Linked DNA regions of Homo sapiens: region 2 is linked to region 1. Evidence: chromatin contacts called from ENCODE Hi-C data. All regions are on one chromosome and are shown on one strand. The core of a region is the stretch at or near the end of the contact, and the rest is flanking DNA. Distances in the headings are between cores, read along the strand shown.

Region 1 (6,533 bases), core at 1,363-3,862:
CTTCCATATTAAAAGCTTCTCTAGGAAGTGAGAATTAATTTGGGGGAAGGAAGCCTCAATTATTCCTGCTTCCAGCTGGTACAGATGCTTGGCCACTTCAGGACAGGTAGGAGGGAGAATGTTGGCATCTGTCTACTGAGCTCAGAAACTGGAGAAGCATCTAAATTCAGGAATGATGCCAGGTGGGGTGGGGGTGTGGGAGGGAGGAAAAGGATGTGGTGTTTGGGGCCCATAACTCAGGAAACGTGATGGCACCTAATTTCAGAGTGGCATGAGGCAAGCATTTAGGAAAAGAATAGTGAACTATTGTTACAGGTTTTTTTTAAATGGGTGGGTTGTTTTTATAAAGTTTTATGAACAGGAAACTGAAGCAAAATGCTGATCCTTTTAGTTTTTGAGCTCTGCCAGCATCATTTTTATATTTATTTTTGAATTTTGATGACAGGCACTTCCTTTAACACTTCTGGGAGTAAAGTGTAACAAGATACCCCAAACTGCATTTCATAACAGCAGAATCCAAATGAAGAGTTGTAGTTTCAGATCTTTTCGATAACACGGTGAGACAGAACTGGATCCCTCCCCAGCCAGGGGAGAAAGAGAACTCTTTCAGTAACTGAGGCAGTCTGCAGAATTTTTTCCCTTTCAAAACATTCTAGAAAATTTGCCTAACATGTGGAAAACCTCTAACATGCATTAAAATGGGATAGACTGTGGCAAAGAAAATACAGATCAAATTCTCCTCCTCCCATGAATCATAAAAACCCAGCCTTCCCAGCTATTGTTTCTCCTGGAAGATGACTTCATCTTAAAGAAAGTGGTTCTATCTGTTGTGTGTTTTGGATGCACTAAACCAATGTTTCAGGCATCTGGCTGCCAACTTTGGAGATGTTAAAAGCCTGTTTTGTTCCTGCAGGGCACTCTTTCATTGCCTACCTTATAAAAGTTATGTCTTATTGCATTTTCCTGGCACCAGAGCAATCCTTGTACCTACCCATTGCATTTGGTTTTTCTGAGCCTGCAGGCAGCACTGGGTTATTAAAGTTCAAGGAGGAATCCACATGATGTTGGCTTTACAATTTTAATTCTCTCTTACCTTCTTTCCTCCCTACCTCCCACTCAATGACAGATGAGCTTTGTTCACCATGTATTGTCTCTAAACCAGAATGAGCTCTCAAAATTATCTCTTGTAAGGCTCTAGGAGGGGAGAACATGACTCCCCTTTGGTGGAGCAGCTAGCAGAGAAGTTTCCTTCTTCCTTTGGCTTCTTTGAATAAAAAGTTCTTGAGTCTATAATTTATCATCAGCCTTGAACTTCAGATAAGCACCATGTTTAATCTTGCAGAAACATCAGGCAAAATCTGCCCCCTCCCTTAAAAGTCAGCCCCTTGGGGCCCACCTCAAGAAAACAGAGTTTTGATACAAATGGCATTAGGTGTGAGCATGGCAAGTTAAGAGGAAAAAAACATTTTTGTAGAGTTTAACCTGGAATCAAAAACCTAGAGAAGGGAATGAAAGAAATAACCTTTAAAGGGAAGGAAAAGGGCAGATGAGCATGTTGCACAGTGTCTTTGAAAATAAGCTATTTGATGTCCCTTTGTCACTAGTTTCAGCCTTCCTGGCAAGTCCACCTTGTTCAGGAATTAGTGTGTAAACAGCTGGAAGGAACTGAAAGCTCTATCATATCTGAGAGGCCCCCACAGTCTAACACTGTAGGAGCCGTTTCTCAAAGTGGTTTGGACTCTTCAAGAAGCTAAACATTAAAATTAGGGGCCTATTTGAATTACCTTTCAAAATTTCAAACAGCCCACTATAGTATTCTGCATATTATTTTTTGGTCCCATCTCAGAAGTTTTAAATATGGTGTATTCCTCCTTGCAAAAATCTTCTCTGGATTTGCTTCCTCCGTGACGTGTTCTTTGATTAGCCCCATTTCAATTTAATTTTCATTTCAACAAATATGAGCTGAGAGTCTGCTATGTGCCAGCGTAATAGGAGGAGCTGGGGCTACTGTGATGAGCAAGATAGATATGGTCCCTGTCCCCTTGTAGCTTGCAGCCAGGCAGTGGAGACAGACATAAAATCAGTCAATATGAGCAGGCTGACTACTGGGGAAGAAGAGGTACTTGGCACCTTGAGGGCACAAAACAAGGATTACCCTTGCCTGGGGGTCACAGACAACCTTGAATGAGAGGAATTAGCTAGGCACAGCTATCAGTTGGTTGTACTTATTAATGCTAGAGTTGAAGAATCAAATGATAGTGCAATGATAAAATCTGGGGAACTAGTGACTAAGTGCTTCTGTTCAGTCCTCTATTGCCAAGGCTTTTGGTTTAATCAGAATTGTGGGCACATGCGAACTATGTTTGCTGAGCTTGGTTTTGGCTCTGAGATGGAAAAAAAATCAAGTAAAGCAGAAACTGTCTTAATTCAGCTCCCACTTAACCAAAGCATTCAGTTAACCCACACCAACTAGCCCCTTTGTGAAGCGTGTCTAATACCCACAGCACACAGAACACTTTCAGCTAATATGCTGCTTCTAGCATACGCCAGCCAGTTTCCACTCCCACCAGATGAGACACATATTTGCCAGGAGTCCCCGAACCTGTTTCTACTAGTTGAACTTGTTCTGTAATTAAAGTCTTCTGCCCATGCCCCCACCCCCACCATCTGCCCCAGCCCCAGCCCTAGGTCTTTTTTCAAGTAAACATCTCAAGCCAAGTGCCCTCCTCCCATTCTCTGCTCTACAGCTAATTTTTTAAAAACGTAAATGCTGTCATGCCCTCTGGCTATGAAGATAAGCATGTTTTAAATTGGAACCTTGGATACCAGATTGTAAATCAAGTCCCAAGAGCCAGAACACATCTCCTAGTGGGTGGCTTACTTGGTAGTTTACTCGGAGTATAGATTTGTCAATTTTTCATCATATCCTTGAGGCACCCATCTGTATATAGCATGGTGTGGCACACAGTAGTTCCTCAGTGCACGTTTGTTTGGATGAACAAATTAAGAGGCTCCTTATTCCCATTCTGGGTTTTGATGCTACAGCCATTGGGCTAATTACCCCCTGTGCACCTCAGGACTGAAGATTTGTGGTCAGAGCATTTCTAGCCTGTGGCTGGGGGATCATTATTGGGCTTGCTGATCATTCTGATTCATAACACTATGTATGTTACTCGAACAGTGCTTTTTGAGGGTATTTTACAGATTTCTGGGTCTGCTGCCAAAGATTCCAATTCATTGGACCCAAAGTGGGCCTTAGGGATATATATGGATTTGATAAGCTTCTTAGTCAATTTCACAGCAGGTGGTCTCTGGGAGTGTCCCTGACTCCTCAGAAGTCATTTCTCTATAAATGTATGGGTTTTCAAATTCAGGCCAGATGATATGAATACTGCCATATTTTGTTATTTTACACATTTTCCTCCACATGTTAACTTCTCTTGAATTGCCAAGGGTCTTACAATTGATCATATAATTTAATTGACAATATTTTTCTTTTCTTTTCTTTTCTTTTTGTTTTTGAGACTCAGTCTCTCTCTGTCACCCAGGCCGGAGTGCAGTGGTATAGTCTCAAGCTCACTGCAACCTCTGCTTCCTGGGTTCAAGCCTCCCGAGTAGCTGGGACTACAGATGTGTGCCACCATGCCAGTTACTTTGTCTATTTTTTGTAGCGACAGGGTTTCAGCATGTTGCCCAGGCTGGTCTCCAACTCCTGGGCTCAAATGATCTGCCCGCCTCAGCTTCCCAAAGTGCTGAGATGACAGGGGTAAGCCACCACACCCAGCCTATTTTAGAGAGTACATAAAATAATAGCACATATTACAGTCTTAGGTTCGACAAAATACGGTACTTTGATTACTGAGTTTGTAGTTGATGGAGGAGAAAACACCTCTAATATCCAAAGCTGGAATGTATACATTTTAGGTTCTAATTTCTCTGAATAATGGTTACTATACGAAACCCACATAAAGGAATACCTTAGTTGTAGTCTGAGGGGAATAAATAACTAAATAAATATATGGCCAGGCACGGTGGCTGACGTCTGTAATCCCTTTGGGAGGTCGAGGCAGGTGGATGACATGAGGCCAGGAGTTCGAGACCAGCCTGACCCACATGGTGAAACCCAGTCTTTCCTAAAAATACAAAAATTAGCCAGGCATGGTGGTGCACATCTGTAATCCCAGCTACTCAGGAGTCTGAGGCAGGAGAATCGCTTGAACCTGGGAGGTGGAGGTTGCACTGAACCGAGATTGCACCACTGCACTCCAGCCTGGGTGACAAAGTGAGACTCTGTCACAAAGGAAAAAAAAAAAGTAAAGTAAAAAATATTTTAAAAATTAAATATAACATATTTATTGAATCCTTAACCCCCAAATATGAAATACTCTCAAAGGCAGACTCTCCAGAAAATTCAAAGACACTCTAGTAGTACACAGAAAATGTTTTATTACTTCTGTGGGCAGAACAAGCCTGCTGATAGTTATAAGTTCAAATTGGAGAAGGTCAGGTTTCTTACTGCAAAATCTTCAGTGAGACAGGTTTTTGTTTATACAAACTGTGCATCCAGAAACACCATATATCAAGAAAATAGTAAATTAAACCCCTTAGGGTTTTCATTTAATCACTGAGTTTGCATTTCTGCCCCCCAAAACAAATATAGTGGCAAAGGTTGTCCTGGGGAAGAATAAGACTTGAAAAAAATTCCCTCTTCCCTGGTTTCTTCTTTATTATATTTCATTGAAATTTTAATTTTCACTGGTGTTTTAAAGTATATTTGTGTACCTGAAGCAGTTTAAGACAGTTTTCTGTCCCCTCACTCCCTTACTCCTATATTCCTCTTTATTCTTTTGTCTGTCTTGTGTTTTATGGAATTTGTTATTCAGCCAACGGTCAGGTTTGGGCATCAGGGAAGACTTGATTCATTGCCCTGTTCTGGGGTTTCTTGGCACTCAAGCATTTCTTCTTTGCCCCACCAAGCCTAAGCTGATATTTGATACTAATCAATGATCAAAGTCTGAAGTGAAAATACCTTGAGGTCAATACCCACAGATTCCCTTGGCTCCAATACCATATTTCAGGACCACTCTCTCTTTACCACAGCGTTTCTCAATAGTGGCACTATTGGCATTTTGGACCTGCTAATTCTTTGTTATGGGAAGCTGTTCTGTGTATCATAAGTGTTAACAGCATCCCTGGCCTTTACCTATTAGATGCCAATGGCACCCTGGCCTTGTCCACTGACAATCAATCAAAAATACATCCAGACAGTGCCAAATATCTGCTGGGAGGTAAAATCACCATTGGTTGAGAAGTATTGCTCTTATGAACCAGAGGCTAGCAAATGTTTATGATGTTTCAGGGCAAAACACTTCAATATTATTATTTTTTTGAAAAAACAAAAAAATTTGCTAATTTCATAGCTAATTTTTTATTTTTATTTTAATTAATTAATTATTTTGAGACAGGTTCTCACTCTGTTGCCTAGGCTGGAGTGCACTGGCATGATTATGGCTCACTGCAACCTCGACCTCCTGAGCTCAAGGGATCCTCCCACCTCAGCCTCCTAAGTAGCTGGGACCATAGGCACATGCTACTACGCCCAGCTACTTTTCGGATATTTCTTTTTTTGTAGAGATGGGGATCTCATTATGTTGTTCAGGCTGGTCTCGAACGCCTGCGCTCAAGCAATCCTCCTGCTTCGTCATCCCAAAGTGCTGGGATTACAGGCGTGAGCCACTGTGACTGGCTAATTTATTATTACTATTTTTTTTGCTTTATAGCTGATAATCCACAGGATTAGCTCAGCTGGGAGAGAGAGATACTCTCCTTTAACCAGTTTTTCAGAAAATGAGACCTTAAAGAAAATGCAAGAATTAAGCCTTCCAGCTTTAGACTATCCGGGGATACTTTTTTTTTTTTTTTTTGAGACAGAGTCTAACTTTGTCACCCAGGCTAGAGTGCAGTGGCACGATCTCGGCTCACTGCAACCTCTGCCTCCCAGGTTCAAGTGATTCTCCTGCCTCAGCCTCCCGAGTATCTAGGACTACAGGCACCCGCCACCATGCCTGGCTAATTTTCGTATTTTTAGTAGAGACGGGGTTTCACCATGTTGGTCAGGCTGGTCTTGAACTCCTGACCTCAGGCGATCCACCCGCCTTGGCCTCCCAAAGTGCTGGGATTACAGGCATGAGCCACTGCACCCAGCCCAGAGATACATTTTTGTAAATCTAGACTGGAGTCAGTGGACAGCTCCTCAGGCAAAGGGAGAATAGTAATACTGGTATGAGTTTAGAGATGATGGTTGCTTCATTTGTGCCATTTTTACCTATCTAGCAGTAAATCACAGTCCTGATCTGCCAGAATTCACTGCCAGAACTTCTTTAGGTTCCCTCCCCATCAAAACTGAAATTAGAGAGAGGAGAGGGGGGCTTGGTCATTAACTGGAAATGTCACCCAAATGGAAGGGGAGGGGAAAGGTGTTGCAACACTCATGTGCCCACCATATACCTACACATCCATGCCACTTTAGCAGG
Region 2 (6,533 bases), core at 2,229-4,728, 270 kb before region 1:
AGTTTCTTCATCTGTAAGATGGGCCTAATACTCACCACAAAGGGTTATTGTGAGGATTAAATGAGATGGAGTATATAAAGTACCCAAGGCTGTGCTCAGCAAATGCCAGGTACTTGGTGAATAGTAGCTATTAATTATATAATGGAAGAGCAGGTCTTGGGCTTTTTGGGGGCCATATCGGGATGGGTGGGAGACAGTTCCATGCCCACAAGGAACTTTAGGCCAAGTGCTTTGTCAGGTGATAAGTTGTATCATTTCTATCCCCTAAAAGAAAAGGGTGGGTCCATGCCTGGCTGTTGCAGAGGTGAGGGTTGAAGAGGAACTTAATTTGGCAAAATTAAGACATTAGCTCTGGGGTTCCCAATAGCTGACCACACATAGCCTGTGACAGTTGACTGTGCACCTTGAGATCTGCTGATGTTCCATTCCCCAGACTCCTTTTTTCCTGGTTGCCATTTAATCCTGATAGAGATACATTTTTCTGGACTTGCTGCTGTAAGGTCTCTGTGCCAGGCAGATGACCACTCTCCACTCTGAATGTGAACAAAGGCAGGGGTTGTTTCTCAAACCATCAGCACAAGGTCAGGGCAATTTCCCAAGTTTTAGAAATTAGTGGAGGGAGGTGGGAGGAGATCAAATAACAGTCTTCCAGAATGAGATGGCTCTGCCTGGTCTTTTTCACTCTTGCTGGTCAGAGACATTCTGGGGAGTGGGCAGACATCAGCCTCAAAACAAACCATAGACTTCCTACCAGGTTGGGCAAGGCCAGGCCAGAGGAAACTTGTAGAAAAGAAAGGCAGGAGCATGCCTGGCAGCTGAATGCAAATACAGTCAGGTCCTGCCTTTGGTTCTGTATCTCTGGAGGTAGATATGCTTCAGTATCTTGCACACCTGTGTATAATTGTGTGTTATTATTCATGAGATGAAAATTAGCATTGTGATTAAAGTTGAGGCAGGCTTTGGTCTGAGGCATCTTGAACTTAGATCTCAGTTTGCCATTTTCTGTGTTTCCCTAAGCAGGTGCCTTGCCCTGTTTAGGACTTATTTTCTCCATCTAGAAAACAGTTAATAATAGGGCCAGGCACAGTGGCTCATACCTGTAACCCCAGCACTTTGGGAGGCCGAGGTGGGCGGATCACCTGAGGTCAGGAGTTCGAGACCAGCCTGGCCAACATGTTGAAACCCCGTCTCTACTAAAAATACAAAAATCAGCTGGGCATGGTGGCATGTGCCTGTAGTCTCAGCGACTCAGGAGGCTGAGGTGGGAGGATCACTTGAGCCTGGGAAGTGGAGGTTGCAGTGAGCCGAGATCGCACCACTGCACTCCAGCCTGGGCGACAGAGCAAAACTCTGTCTCAAAACAACAAAACAAAACAAAAAAACAGTTAATAATTCAGTACCTAATGGGTCTATTTTGAGGCTGGGTGAAATTCTGGGCACAAAGGATGGCACGCAGAAAGCCCCTGTTCCTATAGGGATGAGTCATGGGGGCAGGTTAGGAGGTGTACAGTTACGAAATGGGATTTCTCCTGAATGTCTCCCTTGGCCCTGGCCTGGGTAGCTGATGGCGTAGCTAACTGAAATGGAATCCCTGCCTCCTGGAGGTCTCAGTTCCACAGGGCAGCTGGGAATGGTCTTCAAGGGAGATGGGTACTTGATCAGATGTCACTTTCTGCTGAAAACCACTAGTGGCCCTGGAAGTGAATACCGAATCTCTTATGTGATGCCTTGCTGACTTCTCCTCTCTGTGTCCCTTCTTTCTCTGATCATACCAGACTGTTGAAATTCCTCACTCCTGTGTTCCTGCCCCGGGTTCTTTGCATGTGCTGTTTCTTCTACCTGAATCACCCTTTCTCAGTCTCCATCCCTCCTTTGCAATGAGACCTTCCCTGTCTACTGTCCACCTCTAGTCTAGGTCCTGACATGTGTCTTCAGGAACCTCTTGCTCACTAGAATGTTGCTTCATGAGGGGAGGCCGTATCCCTTGCGGAGGCCTTCCATCTGGACTGGACTCTTGTTTTACTGCTTTAACCAGCTTGCACCCCACCCTACCACTGAGTAGTCACTGGGGCAAGTCACCTCATCTCCCTGGTTCTCAGTTTCCTCATCAGTCAGACGAAGGTAAAAAAATGTACCTGCCTCATGGGGTTGTTGTGAGGATAAAGCAGGGGATGGGAGGGGATAGCCCGCTCAGTGCCTGGCACATGACAAGTGCTCAAAAACATTACTATCTGTTTTAGCTGTCATCAAGATAGGGAATAATAGTGTTTTTTTCTTTTCTTTCTTTATTATTTTTATTATTTATTTAACAGGGTCTCACTGTGTCACCCCAAGCTGCAGATCCACTCACTACAGCCTCAACCTCCCAGGCTCAAGCGATCCTCCCACTTTAGCCTCCTGAGTAGCTGGGACTATAGGCCTGCGCCACCATGCCCCACTGATTTTTGTGTTTTTTTGTAGAGATGGGGTTTCACCATGTTGCCCAGGCTGGTCTTGAACTCCTGGGCTCAAGCAATCTACCTGCTTTGGCCTCTCAAAGCGCTAGGATTACAGGCATGAGCCATGTGCCCGGCTGAGAAATAACAGTTATTAGTAAATTTAAAAGGCTCCCTAGAAGAGAAAACTGCATCTGTGCCTCACTTTGCAAATTGGAACATGGCTCCCATCCATTTACCATGATCCCAGAGTGGAGAACGACTGGGCTGTTTTATGTATTTCCCCCACAAGGCTCTGTTATCTCAAGGTTTTACACCCTGTGGTTCCTGTCCTCAGACTGGATAATAGCTTGCTATAGACACAGGTTTGGTTAGCGACACGAGCCGTATCAGAATTACCAATGTGTGTTGGATGCCTGCTACTATGCCATGCATTGCATAGTGCCTGAGCTCCCCTCAGCCTCCCAAAGGGACTTTGGAGCCCATGTCCCACCTCAGGACAGGGCTCAAGTTGTATTTGAACTCAGGTATTTCCCACTCCACAGCCTCTCTCTGTCTTCCCACTCCCCAGCTCAGCCTTGCTCCTCAGGTTTTCTAACCCAGATTATGAAAGCAGAAAGGACTTGCTTCCAAAGAAGGCTTTTAGTAGCACTTGAAGAGCATTGCTTAGGCCTGAACAATAAGACTGACACCCAGGCCAGGCGCAGTGACTCACACCTGTAATCCCAGCACTTTGGAAGGCCGAGGCGGGCGGATCACGAGGTCAGGAGTGTGAAACCAGCCTGACCAACATGGTGAAACCCCGTCTCTACTGAAAATACAAAAATTAGCCGGGTGTGGTGGCGTGGGCCTGTAATCCCAGCTACTCAGTAGGCTGAGGCAGGAGAATCACTTGAGCCCGGGAGGCAGAGGCTGCAGTGAGCCGAGATCGCGCCATTGCACTGCAGCCTGGGTGATACAGTGAGACTCTTGTCTCAAAAAAAAAAAAAAGACCGATACCCAGACACATCACCATCCCCTGGGTGAAGACTGCAACCGGACACGGCACACCTTTCAAATGCCAAAAAGTGGGGGAGGGGGAGCATCTATACAGTGCATTGCTACAGGCAGAGAGTTAAATGTCTCTTCCAGTAATTCCACTTCTGGGGTTTTATCTTTAGTAAGTAACTAAAAATGCGTGCTTACATTTGTTGTGCAAAGATTTTTGAGGCTGGATATGGTGGCTCATGCCTATAATCCCAGCACTTTGGGAGGCTGAGGCGGGTAGATTGCTTGAGTTTAGGAGTTGGTGACCAGCTTTGGCAACATAGTGAGAACCTGTCTCTACAAAAAAATACAAAAATTAGCTGGGTATGGTGGTGCACGCCTGTAGTCCCAGCTACTTGGGAGACTGAGGTGAGAGGATCACTTGAGCCTGGGAGGTCAAGGTTGTACTGAGCTGAGATTGTGCCACTGCACTCCAGCCTGGGCAAGACACCGAGACCCTGCCTCAAAAAAAAAAAAAAAAAAAAAAAAAAAAAAAAAAAAAAAAAGATTTTCAGGCCGGAAGTGGTGGCTCACACCTGTAATCCCCGCTTTGGGAGGCCAAGGTGGGTGGATCACTTGAGGCCAGGAGTTTGAGACCAGCCTGGCCAACATGGCAAAACCCCATTTCTAATTAAAAAAAAAAATTAGCTGGGCATGGTGGTGGGTGCCTGTGATTCCAGCTACTCGGGAAGCTGAGGCACGAGAATCACTTGAACCTGGGAGGTGAAGGTTGCAGTGAGATCACATCACTGTATTCCAGCCTGCGCAACAGAGTGAGGTTCTGCCTCAAAAAACAAACAAACAAAAAATTCATTACTAAGCATTATCCTGATAACGAGAAATGAGGAACAAACCAAGTACCAGTCGGAATTGATTATAAGAGGGCACATGCATACAATGGACCAAATGGCCTTTAGCAATCATGTTGTGGGAGAATATTTCACGACAAAGGAAAGCATTCACAATATGTTAAATGAAAAATAAAGGACACAGATTAACAGTGGTTACTGCTGGATGGTGTGATTGTGGGTGGGTTTTCTTATTCTTTGTACCTCTGCTATTTTCTATATTGCTTTACAGTGAGTAGTGTTACATAAGCAGAGGGTTTTAAATGTAAGGTTACACACAACAGACACTCAGCAAGTGTTCAAGGTACCCAGTGGTTACTAGGTGGCTGGGGCCAGTCATCTCAGAGTCCCACCCTTGACCCTGGTTGTGCCTTCTCCTGCGGCTGCTTTCCCTGAAGGTGCTACCCAGCCCCTTGCCCTGGCCCCTCTCCATTGCTTTTCTGCCTGGTGTCAGTCACAGCTCATCCTTTGCCCATCCAGGTGGGGGTTTCTTGCAGAAACCCTGGCTTCCCCAATTGATGATTTTGTTAAGTAACTGCCCTGATCCCACCCTAGCCTGATTTTTTTTTTTTTTTTTTTTTTGAGATAAGGTTTCTCTGTTAGCCCGGGTTGGAGTACAGTGGTGTGATCATGGCTTACTGCAACCCCAAACTGGGTTCAAACAATCCTCCTGCCTCAGCCTCCTGAGTAGCTGGGACTACAGAAACACACCACCACGCCGAGCTAATTTTTAAATTTTTGGTAGAGACAGGGATCTCACTTTGTTGCCCAGGCTGGTCTTAAACTCCTGGCTTCAAGTGATCCTCCCACTTTGGCCTCCCAAAGTGCTGGGATTACAGGTGTGAGCCACCGTACATGGCCTTCTCATCCTGTCTTGTAGTTTGGGGAGAGGGAACTGAACTTAAGAACGGGCCCTTATGAATAAACTGACTATTTCAAGGAGAAGAGATGACTGACCATCAGAGGCTTCTGGAGTCTTCACCAGTTTCCAAACTTTGTGGATAGACATCCACATTTCCTGCCTATCTTCTCTCTCACCCCATAAAGGACTGTCTTTGGGTGTATCACCTCTCCCCCCACAGACTCTCAGTCTGAGTCTAGGAACGAAGTCCTCCCCAACCCTAAGCCCACCTCAGGGCCAAGCACAGCATGGATAGGAGAGGGTGGGAGAGCTGCACATAGAAACCTTGTGGGTTAAATTGCTGTGTTGCTAATCTAAATATCCTACTTGCAGATGTGTCCTGCTTTCCGGAAATCCTGAATTATAAAACAGAGGAAGTCAAGGCATTTGCCTTTAGTAATAATAAAAAGGCACATTGCCTTTGGCTGTATATAGGAGACTCACTTGCCACATCATCTTTCACTCAGCAGCCAGTGTGATGTCTTCAAACTGTAGCTCACATCCCATCATGTCTCTGTCTGAACCTTTCGGTGGACAAGGTCTAATGTCTCACTTTGTCCATCAAGGCCCCTCCAGCCTCTTTCTCCCCTTACCTCCCCCGTCCATGGACTTCCAGCAGTGTGACCTGTGCTCTGCCTGGGCCAGTACTTCTTCCAGGTGTCTGTCACCACATCCTGATCCCTTGCTGCCTGGTGAGGGGTCAGTCGACTATCTCCCTCATCAGCTCATAAGCTCCATAAGGTCAGGGATAGTGTCTATCTTGGTATCCAGTCACTACTGTCCCCAGAGCCTAGCACAGTGTGTGGCATGTAGTAGATGCTCAAATAATTGTTAAATTGAATCTCATGCAAAGAAAACTTTTCTCTTTGACAAGCTTGCCTGGGTAGAACACCAGGTGTTGGCTGGCGGATCTGAAGGGACTGCTGGGCTCAGATGAGGGAGCAGGCTCTTCAGAGAGAGGAGAAGCCCTTTGCTTAGTAAATGTAATTACTTGATAAACACGCCTGGTTGTCGTAGGGATCTTCTGCTTTAGGGAGGAAGGAGAATGACAAAAGGGTTCTTGGGGAAAAGGTTGAGGACTAGGGGTCTGGACACAGGAGTTGTCCTTGGAAACGGAGTACTGGAGAGAGTGTGTTCCCTGAATAGGAAACTGGTGGGTCATAACGCATTGAGTCTGGGGTCAAGGAACCCCCAGAAGCTGTAGTGGGATGAAGTTGCAGCTGTTGGAACAGAAGTTGGTTTGCTCAAGATGCCCAGTTTCTGGCCCAAAAGGTGGGCTGCAGGCCAGGAAGAGGCCACCCAGCACTGCAAGGCTGAGCACTT

Evidence for each region. A loop is a pair of places that touch in the nucleus more often than their neighbours do. Pooled maps may share reads with other maps.
Region 2: a loop to region 1 is called in a pooled map, with 2.1 times the contacts of the local background. The contact joins two enhancer-like sites. A Hi-C loop is called at or near these places in 5 of 168 maps with a recorded cell type or tissue (GM12878, OCI-LY7, esophagus muscularis mucosa and 2 more) and 8 of 50 pooled maps.

Annotation. Positions count from the first base shown.
Region 1 is chr3:56,807,515-56,814,047 of GRCh38, reverse strand. It overlaps a transcript of ARHGEF3 not described here. Among named protein-coding and RNA genes, the nearest start is that of ARHGEF3, 8.8 kb to the right of the region's middle. Within about 2 kb of position 2,612, at least 4 of the 41 ENCODE cell types and tissues checked have a DNase peak (open chromatin) inside an H3K27ac peak, as active enhancers do.
Region 2 is chr3:57,080,421-57,086,953 of GRCh38, reverse strand. No RefSeq gene overlaps it. Among named protein-coding and RNA genes, the nearest start is that of SPATA12, 23 kb to the right of the region's middle. Within about 2 kb of position 3,478, at least 2 of the 41 ENCODE cell types and tissues checked have a DNase peak (open chromatin) inside an H3K27ac peak, as active enhancers do.